2 separate regions of the Homo sapiens genome follow, and region 2 is linked to region 1. A link is an interaction called in ENCODE POLR2A ChIA-PET data of the cell type or tissue named here. Cell type or tissue: A673. All regions are shown on one strand. Links, peaks and the distances in the headings refer to the core of each region. The heading gives the core; the rest is flanking DNA.

Region 1 (7,034 bases), core at 3,031-7,030:
AGCCCCTGTACAAACCCACCAGCTCTCCCCAGCCCCAAATGCCCCTCCGACGACAGCACTTTCTCCTCCTCCTCTCCACAGCTAGGGTGCGGCCTGTCCCTAGAGTGACCTGGACTCTGGACTCGCCGTGCTGGATTCCCCCTCCCATTACCTCCTAGCCCAAGCCTCCCTCGCGCCAGGACCCCGTGACCCTCGCCAGACCCAGTGAGTGTTCTGCAGGTCACCATCCTTCACCAGCAGCAGCACTGGAAGATGGAGCCGGCCACTGCCACTCCCTGACCTGTGAGGGGTCCTCACTGGCTCAGGTTGCCAGACCCCACCAGGCGCTCTCAGGCATCCTCCCCGCTGGCTGCTGCACCTCCCCTCCCCTCCCCTCTTTGTGTCCTGGGGCCCTGGGCTCAGTGTTTGGGCCGCTTCTCCCTCCACACCCACTTGTGGCTTCCCTGTGAGCTCATCCAGGCTCAGGGCTTTAAATGCCATCCACAGGCTTGCAAATGTGTCCAGCCCAGACTCCATCCTAAAGTCCACACCTCTATGTCCTCCTGCCTCTGGCTATTTCTCATCACAAAGCCTGACCCATCCCTTCCAGTGCTCAGGCCCTTTAACTTTTGCCCAGTGGCCACTTTGTACCCAGCCAGTGGCTTATCTCCTGGGTCCCTCAAATTCCAGCATCTACCTGTGATCCCAGAGAGCATCACCTGTGCCGGCCCCAGGCCCTGGTCAGGGGAGAGACCGTGAACAATCCCCAACCCCCACCAACCCTCCTGCCTTTGTCACTGGCTGCACCTTCAGGACCAAGTAACTGGGAGTCTGTGGGGATGACACACACCTCCTGGCGGTACTTGGTGACATAGAAATACAGCTCGTTGAGCGCACTCAGGACGCTGAAGTCGCTGGCGTGGAGGCGGGACTGCTCCACCAGGTAGGCATCCATGTCCTGGTCGCTGATGGATGCCATCTTTGCAATGTCTCGATAATACCTGTTGGGACCCTGAGTATGTCACTCAGGCGACATCACAAAAACTAGAACCCCTGCCCTCACTGCCCAGCCAGCCCCCGGGCTTCCTGCCTGTAGCTGGCCTGCCTCGCACAGGCAGCCCAGGGAGGGGCAGGTCCTGCCCTCTGCCACCCACAGCAGGGCGGAGCCCACCTCTCCACCCAGCTCTTGTAGTTGGGGATGTCCTTGGCGTAGAGCAGTTTGTTGGAGGGCGAGTCCTTCCCCAGGCGGTGCTCGGATGTAGAGCAGGAGTCCATGAAGGTCTGGGCTACCACCGACAGGCAGGCATCCGTGATGCTGTTCTTGTGGATGTCGAACACGAACTGCGGGTTCTTGATCACATTCACCCAGAAGCGCAGCGGCAGGCTGTGGACAACAGAGGGACGTGCGCCTGAGGCTCCCTAGTTAGCCCCAAGGGGCCCCTCCCATGTGCACATCTCTTTCCTGTCGGGCCGGCTCACATCTTGTCCAGAGGTGGTGAGAGCAACACATTTAGGGTGAACGGCCTTTCCTCTAAGTCTCTGCTGAACTTCTGTTCTCAATAGGGCTCAACCCCCTCCGCAGCTTCTCCTGTCACCGCTCTCACCACCTGCGACCGACCACCAGCATCTCTACCTGGTGCAAGACCCCAGAGGGCAAAGGCCTCACCACCACCATCCCACCCACCCAGGCAGTCCAGCTCCAGAACTGGACGCAACAGGCCCCTTGGCTTGATGGCACCGTCAGTGTCAACCCCAGGCCAGGCCTCATTCCCTCCTGCCTGGATGCTACTCCAGGCCCTGGGTCTCAGCAGAGCCACCAGCGTCTTCCGCCCACCAGTCTCCAGACAGGCTGCTGGCAGCCCAGCACGGGGTGATACCAGTTGCTCTTCCAGGTGTGGCGCACATCGGGGTCGCTGATCTGGCGCTGGTCCGCCTGCTCATCCAGGAAGTCGAACATGTACTTGATGGCCAGGGGCAGGGCCGAGCCCCGGTGGGCTGTGCTGAACACTGTCTCAAAGAGGTCATCCACGAACTTCTGCAGTGTGCCCTGTGTGGGGCAGAGAGGTCACAGGCTATGAGGGAGCCAGGTTGGGATGTCCCCAGAGCAGGACAGATGGAGGCAGAAAGGCTTGGCAAAGAGAGGGGCTTCCCTACAGGGCCAGTGGTCTCTCAGACAGACATGGCCTTTATCTAAGGCTCAGAGTTCCCACAGCAAAGACCCGAAGAAAGGCCCACTGGAAGCAAATGATCCATGGCCCCTCCCCTGTAAGGCCGGGACAACCTCTGGGCGGAGGCCAAGGTGGCGAGAGGCAGGCCCATACCTTGGTGGCCAGCAGCCGTGTCAGGTAGATCTCGGAGACCATCTTGCTGCCACGGTCCCCCTCGCGATGGTCGGCATGGTCGTGGTTTTTCACCAGGTGCCACAATTTGGTGCCTGTCTCCTGGTCAGGCGTAATCATGGGTGCCCGTGAGCGGAGGCTATCAGGGCTGCTGGCCGTGCGGAGCAAGCTCTCTGGAGCAGAGAATGCATGTGACCCTTAGGCCACCACCTGGCCCCTGCCCCACTCTCCCGGGAGCTCAGCAGCATGTGGGGACCCATCTGCCCTCGCTGGCCGACCCTCCGTCTACACTCTACAGAATCGATGGCACTTGGAAGTGGGGGTTCCCTCGAAGGGCACATGGCCACCACACTGAGGACACCTACCGTAGCGGCTGAGGGAGCGGGTGAAGGTGAAGGAGTTGGCCATGTTATAGGCAGACACTTGTTTGGGCACCAATGCCACCAAGGAACCGTCTGTCACCTGGAGGCCCCAGAGACAGAGGGGGGCAGTGCAGGAAGCTGAGAAGCCAAGGCGCCCCCACCCACCCACACCCAGGAGGGGAGCCCACGAGCCCAGGGAGAAGGGCGAGGGGAGCCAGGGCCACTGCTCCCGTGTCCTGCTGCAGCTCAAGGCAGGGTCCTGGCTCCCAGGTGGCCCTGGGGAGGAATGGGCCCCAACCCCTCACCTGGTAGTGGGCCAGTGAGTTGAGCCTCTTCCAGTCACACTCGATCTTGGTGGTGACATCCTCATCCTGGAGGATGATGCGAGTCATGCGGCCCTGGCGCCACTCTGTGGGCCACAGACAGCCCTTAAGATTATGCTGGCAGCCCCCAAGTGCCTGGCCCACTCCTCTTTGGAAACAGGGTTCAGGTGGGGAGCGGGAGAGCCCACGGAGGTCACACGGCACAGGAGGGTATGAGTGGGAGCCAGGAGGAGAGGGTGGGGACCTCACCCAGGTCCATGTCCTCAGCTTTGGGACGCTGGGAGTACGGAATGCCCTTGTACACAGTGTCCAGCAGCTTATCTTTGGCCTGGGTGATGCTGTCACAGTTGAGAACCTTCACTGGGACCTGGGCGCTGCCCTCGTTCTCCGGACACACGCAGTGAAGGGTCTGAGGGGAAAGCGGACTCCAGTGTCAGTCTGGGGCGAGGCCTCTCTCTGCACCCCTACCTCTGGCCCGCCTGGCCCTGCGCTCACCAGTGTCTTGTAGTCGATCTGCTGACGGATGAGCTTGTCCTCGCTCAGGGAGTATCGTGCCTCGCCCGTGATGGCATCAATGGGGCCCTTCTCCATCTGCTGCTTGATGGCACAGTAAAGCAGGAAGAGAGGCTCCCCAGCACACTCCTGCAGCCAGGGACAGGTGCACAGCTGGCTGCCTGCCTGACCACTGGCCGGTCCTCTGCCACCACCTCCCTGCCGCCCACCCACCTGGCGCACCTTCAGAAACTTATGCAGCAGGAACGTGAACCAGTTGGTAAGCATCTTCTCAGCCACTGACTCTGTCCTAGGGCAAGAGAAGGGGGCTCGGGCCTGGCAGGGGTGGGGCTTGGACAGGGGGCAGGCCCAGGCAGGACAAAGGTGTGGCCTGGATAGAGCAAGGCAGGTACCTGCGTAGCAGCAGCTTGGGGTGGTTCTTGCTCTCGAGGTTCTTCTCGATGAGGTCGGCCAGCAGTTGCTTGAGCAGCCCCGTGGCATAGTCGAGCCGGCTCTGCAGGGCCACCATGGTGAGCGAGGCCACGGTGCCGCGGTCGCGCATGGAGAAGCTGCTCTGGGCCTCCAGCGTGTGGATGAAGGTAAGCACGAACGCGCGGCTGTGCAGCAGCTGCCCGAAGAGGCGCAGGGCCTTCTCCACGTTGGGTGGCGTCTGTGGGGAGCAGGAGGTCTCAGAGGGTGGGGGCGGCCCTGAAGGGAATGGTGGGGGGCAGGCCAGGCAGAGGCTCACATCCAGCTCCTTGAGCACCGGGTGGGCCTCGATGCCCGGGAAGAGCACGCGCACGGCGTAAGTCCGGTAGTCCAGGAAGGGGATCTGCACCTCGTCCATGTGGTTAGTCAGCTCATTGATGTCCGTCTGCAGCTCTGCAAAAGCTGGGGGGTGGAGAGAGGGAATGAGTGGGCAGGAGGGAGGTCCCCAGCTTCCACACCACATCCCGCCCCGCCTCAGGCACCTTCCTTGCACTCCAGGGCCACACGGGACTCCAGGTTGTCCATCTGCAGCTGCAGACGCTTGAGGGTACGGTCCGCGTCCTGAGTCTTGCGCTTGTAGGCCACCAGCACGGCTGTGATGGCCAGCAGCAGGAGCCCACCCCCCGCCGCCAGCCCCATCATGGCCGGTAGGGTCAGCGCCCGCTCTGCCGAGATGTGCAGGGTGCCCAGCCAGAACTCCAGGCCACCCACCAGCACCTGTGGGGACAGGCCTGAGGTGAGCTGACCACCACGCCCACCCTGGGCTGCCCAGGGGGTCTCCCCATCCCCACCTACCATGACAGGCTGCCGGCCAGTCTGGCTGGGTGAGTCGCACAGGAGTTGTGTGTCCGAGACAGTGAGCGAACACGGCTGGCCTCCTATCAGCACAGTGTAGTTGAGGCGGGAGCTGCCGGCTGCAGCGGGAATCAGGTTCTTGCCCTGGGGGTGGAGGACAACTTCAGCCCAGGACTCTCCACTTTCCCGCCCCTCCCCGCCCCCACCCCGCCCGCACCTTCAGCACCACGTGGGAGCCCGGTTTGACGTCCAGCACGCCAGAGGGCCCCAGCGGCTCAAAGCTGGGATCAGGGTAGTAGGTAAAGGAGGAGCGGTTGAGGGAGCGGGCCGTTTGCACGTGGTCCAGCAGGAAGCCAAACTCATCAGGGTGCTCGCCTTGCGCCCGAGGCTGGGGCCGCCCAAGAAAGATGCCGGGGGCCTTACACAGCATGGCAGTGTCGTTGATCACTTGGCATGTCTGTGGGGACAAAGGTGGACAGCCAGGCACGTGAAGCCATGGGCTGCAGGGTCGGGGTGGGGCGGGGCAGCTGGTACTCACATTGGTGGTCTCAATGCCGCGGTACTTGGCACGGACCCGGGGCTCCTGGACCGTCAGCAGGTGGGTCCCACTCACAGTGATGGCAGTGCTTCCACTAGGGACAGGGCAGGGGCCTCAGGCTCCCTCCTCCAGTGCACCCACCCAGCCCTGGAGAGCGATCAAGGCTGCCATGGCAGCCCAGGCCTTCCCTGACCCTGGATCGCCTAGTGGGTGCCGGGTACTGTGCAGCCAGGACAGCTCCACCCCCTCCACCAATGAGGGCCTAGGCTCCAGGAGGGGCCCCACCGGAGCTCAGAGACCACCCAGTCCCTGAGCCCTCTGGACACTGCCAGGCTCCCCAGTCCCCCAGGGTCTTACTTGATGATGCTCCAGGTGGGCTCAAGGCGGGTGACGGTGGGGTCCTGAGTGTAGGTGTAGATGAGCCCGGGGCTGGAGATGTTAGCCCGGTCAATGGCAAGTGTGATGGGGGCCTGGCTGGGGCCCAGGGTGGAGAGAGGTGAGATGCACACGATCGCCTTGGCATCTCTCCTACATTGGCAAGCAGGGTGCTTGGAGCGGGTGGCCCAGGGCCCTCAGCCACCCGTCCCCACGGCCCCCCACACGATGCCCAACCCAAAGCTGGCAGGGCCCCGGCCCACCTTACAAACTGGCACTCGCTGTCCCTCACAGTCACTGTGACCCTGCTGCCAGCATCCAGAGAGCTGCCTGAGATGGTAAGCCGTGTGCCCCCGGACGCCGGGCCACGGCTGGGACTCACTTGGTCAAACGTTGGGGTCTGCGGGAGAAGCTGCCCTGAGGGGAGGAGCCGGGCCGGGCTGCTCCACACGCCCCTTGCGGGAGAGAGAAGGGACAGGAAGGGGTAGGGCCGGCAGCCACGCACCACAAAGCTGTAGACCTGCTCCGACTGCGTGCGGAAGTCGGCTGAACAGTCACCCACACACAGCTCCACGGGCCCCGGCGGCGGGCTGGGCACCAGCGACTCCTCCATCTCACACACGATCCTAGGGCTCAGAGAGCGTCAGGGCCGGCCAGGCCACATACGGCCCGGGCACCCACAGAGCCGCACTCACCTCTCAGCACTGATGTACTCGGCCGGAATGGAGTTGCAACGCACGCCAGCCACCCGCAGGCCCACCTCTCGGGACAAGAGGCCCAGGTTCTCACCCACGATGGTGACCCGGGTGCCTCCTTCCTTGGGCCCCACGAGAGGGTGGATCTGTGGAGCAGGATGGGCAGTGAGAGAGTTGGCTCAGACTCCCAGGGGCCCTGTTGGCAGTGGGCAGGGGCGGTGAGGGAGGCTGACCTGCGTGATGCGGGGGTGGCTGCACCGGGTGCCCTTCTGGCTCAGGTGCATCCAGTTGGTCTTCGGGGCCGGGCAGTGGGTCCGCAGCTGGCACCTGTGCTCTGAGATGCACCAGCCACAGTTGAAGCGGGGATCAGCCTTGAGGCAGAGGCCACAGCTGGGCCGCTGCGCCCAGCACTTGTACAGGAGGGCTGCAGGCACAGAAGGCACTGCTGACGGAGCAGGCAGTGGCAGAAAAGTGGAAAGTGGGGAGCACTAGGGCCCCCAGACCCGACCCCAGCAGTGCCAATTGCCTTAGGAGGGAAGCTCCCTGGCCCATGCCTTCACCTCGGAAGCTGGGAGGCTTGTCTATGGGGAAGTCTCCATCCCAGACCACGGAAAAGTCCAGCTCGGTGTCACCATGCTCATCACCTT
Region 2 (7,282 bases), core at 3,226-7,225, 590 kb after region 1:
CTGCATCACCATAGAAACCCGCCAGCCACGGCCTGGGGAGCGGGGCGGGGAGGGCCAGCGGGAGCCTTAAAGGGACACAGTGCACAGGGTGTAGGTGACACCCACACCATCGTATACACACCAACAGGCACAGAAGCCCCCCAGGCTCCCAGGCCTGCAAGCACATGGGCCCAGCACCACACTCTGACCCTTTCATGTGCCCTGTGCTGAGCCCCCAGCCCCACCCCCACTCTGGCCCACTGAGTCACCAGGCACCATGTCCCCAGGAGACAAGGGCAGGAGAAGCCGGATAGTCTCTGCTGTGCTGTTGAAGGGCTCTCTTGTTGCTTCTCCTTTGAGAGGAACTCCAGGCAGAACCTGAGAACTGACAGGCAGGTGTGCAGGGCACATGTGCAGGGCACCGCTGGAGGTTCCCTTCTCAAGGTGTGTGGTGGTGGTGGTGATGGGGTGTGTGTGTGTGTTTTCAGGGAGGAGGCAGTCACTCCAGGTCTAGCCAGGCTCCACAACCTCCCAGGTCCCTCCCTGGCAAGCTGCTTCCCATCAGACCAAAGCAGGCACTTTGGAGCAGAGGACAGAGGACTCCCTGAGGGACCTGCGGGTGTAGTGGGAGGCCAGGTGGGGTGGGATGGGGCAAGGCTCTTCTGGGGCTGAACCCCTCCCTGTAGGCTGCTGGGCGTGACCCTTGCCTCCCTGGCCCTTTCCCACCGGGGAGGATGGGTTTGGGACCGGACTTACTCAGGAATGGCCCCATCTTCAACTGCCCCAGCACAGCGGCCACTGTCCACTCAGTGCATGGTCACGCAGGCTCACTCTTGGCCTAACACATGTGCGTCTCCTCCAGCCAGGTGACCACTTACTCCCAGCCAGCAGCAATATTGGAAGGCTTCCCTGGGATTTTCTGGGTGCTTCCCCCTCCCCCCGTTCCTACCCGCAGCAGGAATCCCCCGACCCCCACCTGTTCCCTGGCATGGCATGGGTCAGCCAGCAGTGTGCCATTCATCCTGTCTCACGGCCGTCCCTTGCCCAGTGCCACAAGTGGGCAGGGCCTTGATGCTCTGTTGCGTGGGGCTTTGTAGGCCCCTCCGGCCCCAGCTCACAGCTGCTCCACCCTCTGTCTGTCTCTCTACCCTGCTCCCAGGCCAGCGTGACGTCCACGCCGGGAAGCCCCTCCACTGACCCAGGCCCATCTTCCCTCCTCCCCGCCCCTTGCCTGGCACAGCCCCCAGGGACAAGGACGCTGTGCAGGCGGCCTGCGCGCACGCGCACGTGCACACGCCCACCCCCACCCCTCACTCTTCTCGCTCTTTCTGCCATTTCTCAGCGGCGCACTCTGCAGCTGCCTCTCACCCTTTGTGCTCCGGTTTCCTCTTCTCTCCCTTTCTCTGCTGCCTGGGTCTCCGTTTCGGAATTTCCCCACCCCCTAACCATCTCCATCGTGGTTAGCGCTGTCTTCCTACGTCTGTCTTTGTCTCCTGCTCCCCCCTGCCTCTTCTCACTCTGTCTGTCACCCTTGGCAGACCCGGCCTTGGCTCCATCTGTGGAACACTCCCCCCTCCCCGCTCCTTTGCCCTTAGTGGTGCTGGTGGGGGGTAGAGGGCCTGCTGAGCTGACAACCCTAGCTGCTTGCTCTGTAATTGCCTGAGGAATGGTGAGAGATCAGAGACCCAGCAGCAGTGGGAGGAGAGGAGGGAGCGCCCCCTCCCAGCTGTTATATCTCGCAACCTTCTGGCTGCTTCCTGCCTGTCTCCGACTGCCCAGGGCGGTGGCAAGCTAGGTGGCAAATACTGGGAGACCAAAAAAGAAGTTGGATATGAGCCTGTGGGGAGATGGGATGGGGCTGGGATGGGGCAGGGAGCGGGGACCAGGGGTTTGGGGATATTGTATTTCCCCTGAGCGTACATGCCAAACACCATTCCAGGATTCTAGATTTGGAGGACAAATAGAGGAACTTGCGTGGCAGAAATTATCGACCTCCAGAGCACCCAAAAGCCTCTGACATGCAGGAGGGTCCTTCTTTGAGCTTTTCCTTGCTCCGGTTTCCTCCCCTCCCCCTCCTAAGACCAGTGCTCAGAGCTCCCAAGGCTGCTGTTTGATCATCTGCTCTCTGATCCGAGTCTCCTACTGCTCCTACAGGCCTTGAAGTTGAGGCCAGTGCTGCCTGGGGCCTCCCCTGATCCACTGGCTTTGTAGGGAGAGGCCGGGGTGGAACAGATCCACTGTTGCTCTTCCCTTCTGGGCCCAGGTCCAGCTCTTGCAGGCTGGGAATCACTCTTCTTACCCTCCAAGTCATCTCTTGGCCTCCAGGCCATGCACGCTGACCCACCCTGCTGCTTCTCCACCACCCTCTGCAGCAAGCTCTTGCCCAGAGTCCCCACGGGATCTGCCGCATTCACAGCTCTTCTTGGGTCACTCTGTTACACAAAACTGACAAGGCCCAGAGCCTTAGCACAGCATGGCTGACTTCTCTACCATCCTTTCGGTGTTCCTGCTGAGGCTCGGTGCCCGCTTTGATAAGGTCCTGGCTGGGCAGAGGGAGGATGCACAGTATGGATTTAATGAAGGCGTCTAGTCTGGGACTTCAGCCTCCAAGCTCTGTCACCTAACAACACCCTTTCTTGCCTTGCCTGCACTTTAACCACTTCCTGTTTGGAATTGAAGTGGTCTGGCCACTTGGGAGTCTGTTTCCTCTTGTCATTGTCAGAGGAGCCCCCTCTTTCAGACCCTTAGTCTTTGGCTCCCCTTACTTGTAGGTGAATATGGACATGGCCGGTGTGGCTTGGGTTTGGGGTGGACACATGCAGCAGTTGAGCTCTGAAGACTCAGACAAAGACCTAGAAATTGGGACTTTGAGACACACAAGAAGTGTTAGAAACACTGTCACGGAAAATGTCCCAGAGCTTGTCCTGACCCCTGTCCTGACCCTAACCTGGAGCATCTGGAAGGGAGGAGGCCTCAGTGGCCTCTCTTGACCCCCAGGGGGCTGAGGAGCAGCAGGGGGTTGTTTTCCTCCTTCCTCTCTTCTCCCACACCAGTTCTCAAGGGAAGGCTTCCTTCCCCATTCTTTCTCTCTTTTTTTTGAGATGGAGTTTCGCTCTTGTTGCCCAGGCTGGAGTGCAATGGTGCGATCTTGGCTCACTGCAACTTCCGCCTCCTGGGTTCAAGAGATTCTCCTGCCTCAGCCTCCCAAGTAGCTGGGATTACAGGAATGCACCACCACGCCAGGCTAACTTTTTTTTTTTTTTTGAGACAGAGTCTTGCTCTGTCACCCAGGCTGGAGTACAATGGCGCAATCTCCGCTCACCGCAACCTCTGCCTCCTGGGTTCAAGTGATTCTCCTGCCTCAGCCTCCTGAGTAGCTGGGATTACAGGCATGAGCCACCACGCCTGGCTTTTTTTTTTTTTTTTTTTTTTTTTTTTGTATTTTTAGTAGAGACAGGATTTCACCATGTTGGCCAGGCTGGTCTCAAACTGCTGACCTCATGATCCGCCTGCCTCAGCCTCCCAAAGTGCTGGGATTACAGGCGTGAGCCACCACGCCCAGCCCTAATTTTGTATTTTTACTAGAGACAGGGTTTCACCATGTTGGCCTGGCTGGTTTTGAACTCCTGACTTCAGGTGATCCACCCACCTCGGCCTCCCAAAGTGCTGGGATTACAGGCATGAGCCACTGTGCCTGGCCTTTTATTTTTATTTTTATTTATTTTTTTAGACAGAGTCTCACTCCATCACCCAGGCTGGGGGGCAGTGGCACGATCTTGGCTCACTGCAACCTCCGCCTCTCAGGCTCAAGTGATTCTCATGCCTCAGCCTCCCAAGTAGCTGGCATTACAGGCGCCCACCACCAAGGCTAATTTTTTTTCTTTTTGTATTTTTAGTAGAGACGGGGTTCCGCCATGTTGGCCAGGCTGGTCTCAAACTCCCAACCTCAAGAGATCCACCCACCTCAGCCTCCCAAACTACTGGGATTACAGGCGTGAGCCACCACGCCTGGCCCTTTCCCCATTCTTTCTTCATTTTCCTGAAACTATTTTGTGAAATGCTGCCATCTTGGGCCCCTTTCCTCCCTTCTCTATCCCACTTCCCAATCCCCCCATTAGCTTTTTAGGTCTGTACAGCACCCAGGCATCAGTTGGCTCTGAAAGCTATAGCAATGTGACTGCAAGAAGAATTCTTCTCTACATGTGTGTGCACACAGAGATAATAGATACAGGGATTCATCCCCACAGATACATAAAGACATACAAGAAGACACACGTAGCTAGCAGACTTGTGTGTTGATTCCCTCAGGCACACACACTAACACACCCACTCATGAGTGCAACCCCTCCCAGAGAAGACACACCACAGAAATACCAGCTCACATACAGCTCACTCCCTGCTTGCAGATCCACAACCACACACATGCCCACGGACACCTGCACATGCAGACACATACGGGGATGTGCATGCCATGCACAGGGGAGCTGATGGGGCAACAAGTTGGTGCTGGGAAGGCAGCTGGCAGGAAAGGTGCAGACAGAGAGTAGAGAGGGAATAAAAGGCAACCTAGAGGCCCAGCCAGGGCTATCTCTTCCAGATTTCTCCCTCCAAGGTGGGGAGGGGTGCGGATGGGGAGGGGAGGGCTGGAGAAGCCGGCCAGCTGGGGGCGGGGCTGAGGGCGGGGCCAAGAGCCCGGGCTTACCCAGATGTTAGTCACTAACGTCCTTCCGTTCTCTCGTCTCTCTTCCCCCACCCTTCCCTTCCCTTCTCCCCTCTCCCAGTGCCCCCACTCCCAACTCCCGCCCCAAGCCGCCCACCAGCCCCCTTCCCCTCCGGCCGGAGCCTGAACCGAGCCCGGCTGGCTGTGCTGCGCGGTGCCGCCGGGAAAGATGGTCGTGGCGCTGCGGTACGTGTGGCCTCTCCTCCTCTGCAGCCCCTGCCTGCTTATCCAGATCCCCGAGGAATGTGAGTAGCTGAAGGGAGCCTGGGCGCCTACCTTCGCCGCTATGTTGGGCCCCTCTTTATCTTCTACCTCCTCACCTTCTCCCTGTTCCGGACCCTGACTCCTCTCCCTGGCCTTTCCTGGGCACAGGGTGGGCAGGAGATAGCCAGGACGTTGGGTACCCCCGGAGAGAAGGGCAGGGTAGAAGGTGCGGGGCGTGTCAGGACCATGGACAGGGACAGGCGCGGCCGCCGGGGCGATTTCAGCACCAGGGACAGCGAACCTGGAGCAGGGCCCCGAGGTCTTGGGCCTCCTCCATGCTCTCCTTAGCCCGCCCCATCTCTGCCCGCCCCACTCCGACTCCTCCGCTTCCATCCCCCACCACAGGGGTGTGGCAGCAGGAGAATGGGGTCGTCCCCAGCCCTCAGCTGGCTTGTGCAAAGGCCTGTGTTCAAGTCTTGTCCCCATTTCTCTTTCCCCTCCTGGGCCCTTGGTCACCCTGTCTCTGAACTGAGACAGGAAAAGGTGGCTTGAAAAACCCTGGTCCCAGCCCAGCAGCCTTCTGGACCCTTTTTTGTGTGTAGTTATTTGGTGGGGGTGGGGGCAGGGCTGCTGGAGCATGTGTCTATGGTTGTAACATTTGTTGGGGGCACAAGCAGGTGAGTGGATGTTGGGGAGTGTGGCCGTAGGGTTGTGATTAAGCATGGATACACTGTGTATGTCTGTGTGTTCTTGTGATTGACTGAGCGTAGATATTCGTGAATGTGATTTTGACTTCCTTACATGGGTGACTGTGTGAGTCACTCTGTTACTTACTGGCCAGGCTTGTGGAGGTCGGGAGGTATTTGACCACGACATTTGATTGCATTGGGTCATGTGTATGTGTGAGTGGGGCTGAATGTAAGTACACACTTGCGTGTGGGGGGTGTTACCGTGATGGTGTTTTCTCCTGTAAGTAGCTGTCAGGCCGTGTGAGGGGCATGTCACAGGGTATCATGTGTGAGGGCATTTGTGTCTCTTGAGCTACCAGGCTCCAGTCCCTTCCCAGCCTCACCTTGACACCTTTGTCTCTGGGCCTGGACAAGGAGGAGGCCAGTGTCACTGAGAGACGAGTTGGCGGATAGGGGTTGGGAAGACTGTCTGTGCCAGCAGTGGGACAGGGGCTGCGAGAGAGAGGCTGGGGAGGCACCTGGCGTTGGGAGGCAGTGAGGGCTTGGAGGAGGTAAAGGGGCTGGCCCCTTAGACACATACATGGAGGGCCAGGGCCAGGCAGACTCCCTTGGTACAGATGCACATGGACACATGCACACAGGTGCATGAAGACAAGGCAGGTGCAGGGATGAAGGAGCAGAGCCGCTGAGAGGCCACACAGGTGGAAACACACACCAGTGAGGCTTTTAGACCCAGAGGACACAGAGGTGGATACACAATATAACACTGTACAGTGGAATGCAAGCCGTGCATTCTCTACAGAAAGATGGGAGTGGGGAGAGAGAACTAGGCCAAAAGGCCATGGCAGCTCCAAGGCTGCCCTGGTCACTGACCAGCACTTGTTCTTGACCCTGATACGACACAGTGGGCAGTGGCAGGCAGCCGGCCCTCCCTGTTGGAACCTGTCTTCCATCTCTCCCTCCCCAGCCACTCCAGCCCCCTTTGTCTCTTTTCCTGCTTCCTCCACCTAGTTGGCTTTCTGCATCCTGTCATCCCTGTCACCATCTCCCTCCCCAGCTCAGGGCCCTCTGCAGTGTCCCCAGGGAGCCCCCTCCTCCCTCCCTGGACCTTCACACTGAGGTCTTCTGCAGAGACAAAGCTTTCAGAGGCAGCCTGCTGCTCCCTCCCTCCCTCTTCTCCCTTCCTCGAGGCCGCCCTGGCCAGTGCTCTGCAGAGTCCTGGGGCTGGGACAGCAGCTCTGGCCTCTGCCCCAGAGAGCTTGGTGGCTGTCTGGGAGGAAGGAGGGAGAAGAGGAGGGCTGGCGCCAACCCCGCAGGCTATGGAAACTCAGAGGCAGCAGGGCCTTTGGGATAGTTTTCAGGGGGAGGGGGCAGCAGGGCTCTGAAGGCTGGGCCCTGGTAATTGAAAACACTCAGCTGTGCTAATTGGATTAGGAGGGAAGCAGGCTGGAGCAGGGGACGGTGCCTTCCAAGGCATCCTGAATGGGTGGGGTCAGTTCTGCAGGCCCTGCCAGGCCCTGCCAGGGGGCTGCAAGGACACTCCTTGTTAAAGGCAAGAATTTCTCTCTCCCTGTCTGCTAGAGCTGGAGGCATGGCCTGGCTGCCTCTGGGCTACATGCCCTGTGTGTCTATCCAGTGGAGCTCCTCTCCCTGGGCATCTCTCTGTCCCATCTCCCTGGGCTTGACCTGC

Evidence for each region. Peaks named below come from ENCODE experiments on the same cell type or tissue, not always from the same donor. Only the 100,000 strongest peaks of a DNase experiment are listed, where the experiment ranks them.
Region 2: POLR2A ChIA-PET joins it to region 1 with 6 read pairs; 2 of 35 experiments call an interaction of 5 or more read pairs at or near these places.

What each region holds. Positions count from the first base shown.
Region 1 is chrX:154,465,434-154,472,467 of GRCh38, reverse strand. PLXNA3 (plexin A3) reads right to left here. Exons shown (of 33, transcript NM_017514.5): 12 at 6,948-7,034; 13 at 6,621-6,811; 14 at 6,388-6,533; 15 at 6,198-6,318; 16 at 5,956-6,092; 17 at 5,675-5,845; 18 at 5,318-5,411; 19 at 4,997-5,236; 20 at 4,780-4,923; 21 at 4,467-4,701; 22 at 4,244-4,386; 23 at 3,909-4,165; 24 at 3,739-3,805; 25 at 3,499-3,645; 7 more. Among named protein-coding and RNA genes, the nearest start is that of LAGE3, 10 kb to the left of the region's middle. RefSeq lists an enhancer at 1-262. In A673, for the core only: no CTCF peak of the experiment used is centred there; no DNase peak of the experiment used is centred there.
Region 2 is chrX:153,873,423-153,880,704 of GRCh38, reverse strand. L1CAM (L1 cell adhesion molecule) reads left to right here. Exons shown (of 29, transcript NM_001278116.2): 2 at 4,761-4,944. The coding sequence starts at 4,869. It overlaps L1CAM-AS1 (L1CAM antisense RNA 1), which reads right to left and starts at 33. Exons shown (of 7, transcript NR_130768.1): 1 at 1-33. RefSeq lists an enhancer at 1,111-1,170. In A673, for the core only: no CTCF peak of the experiment used is centred there; a DNase peak (open chromatin) is centred at 5,194.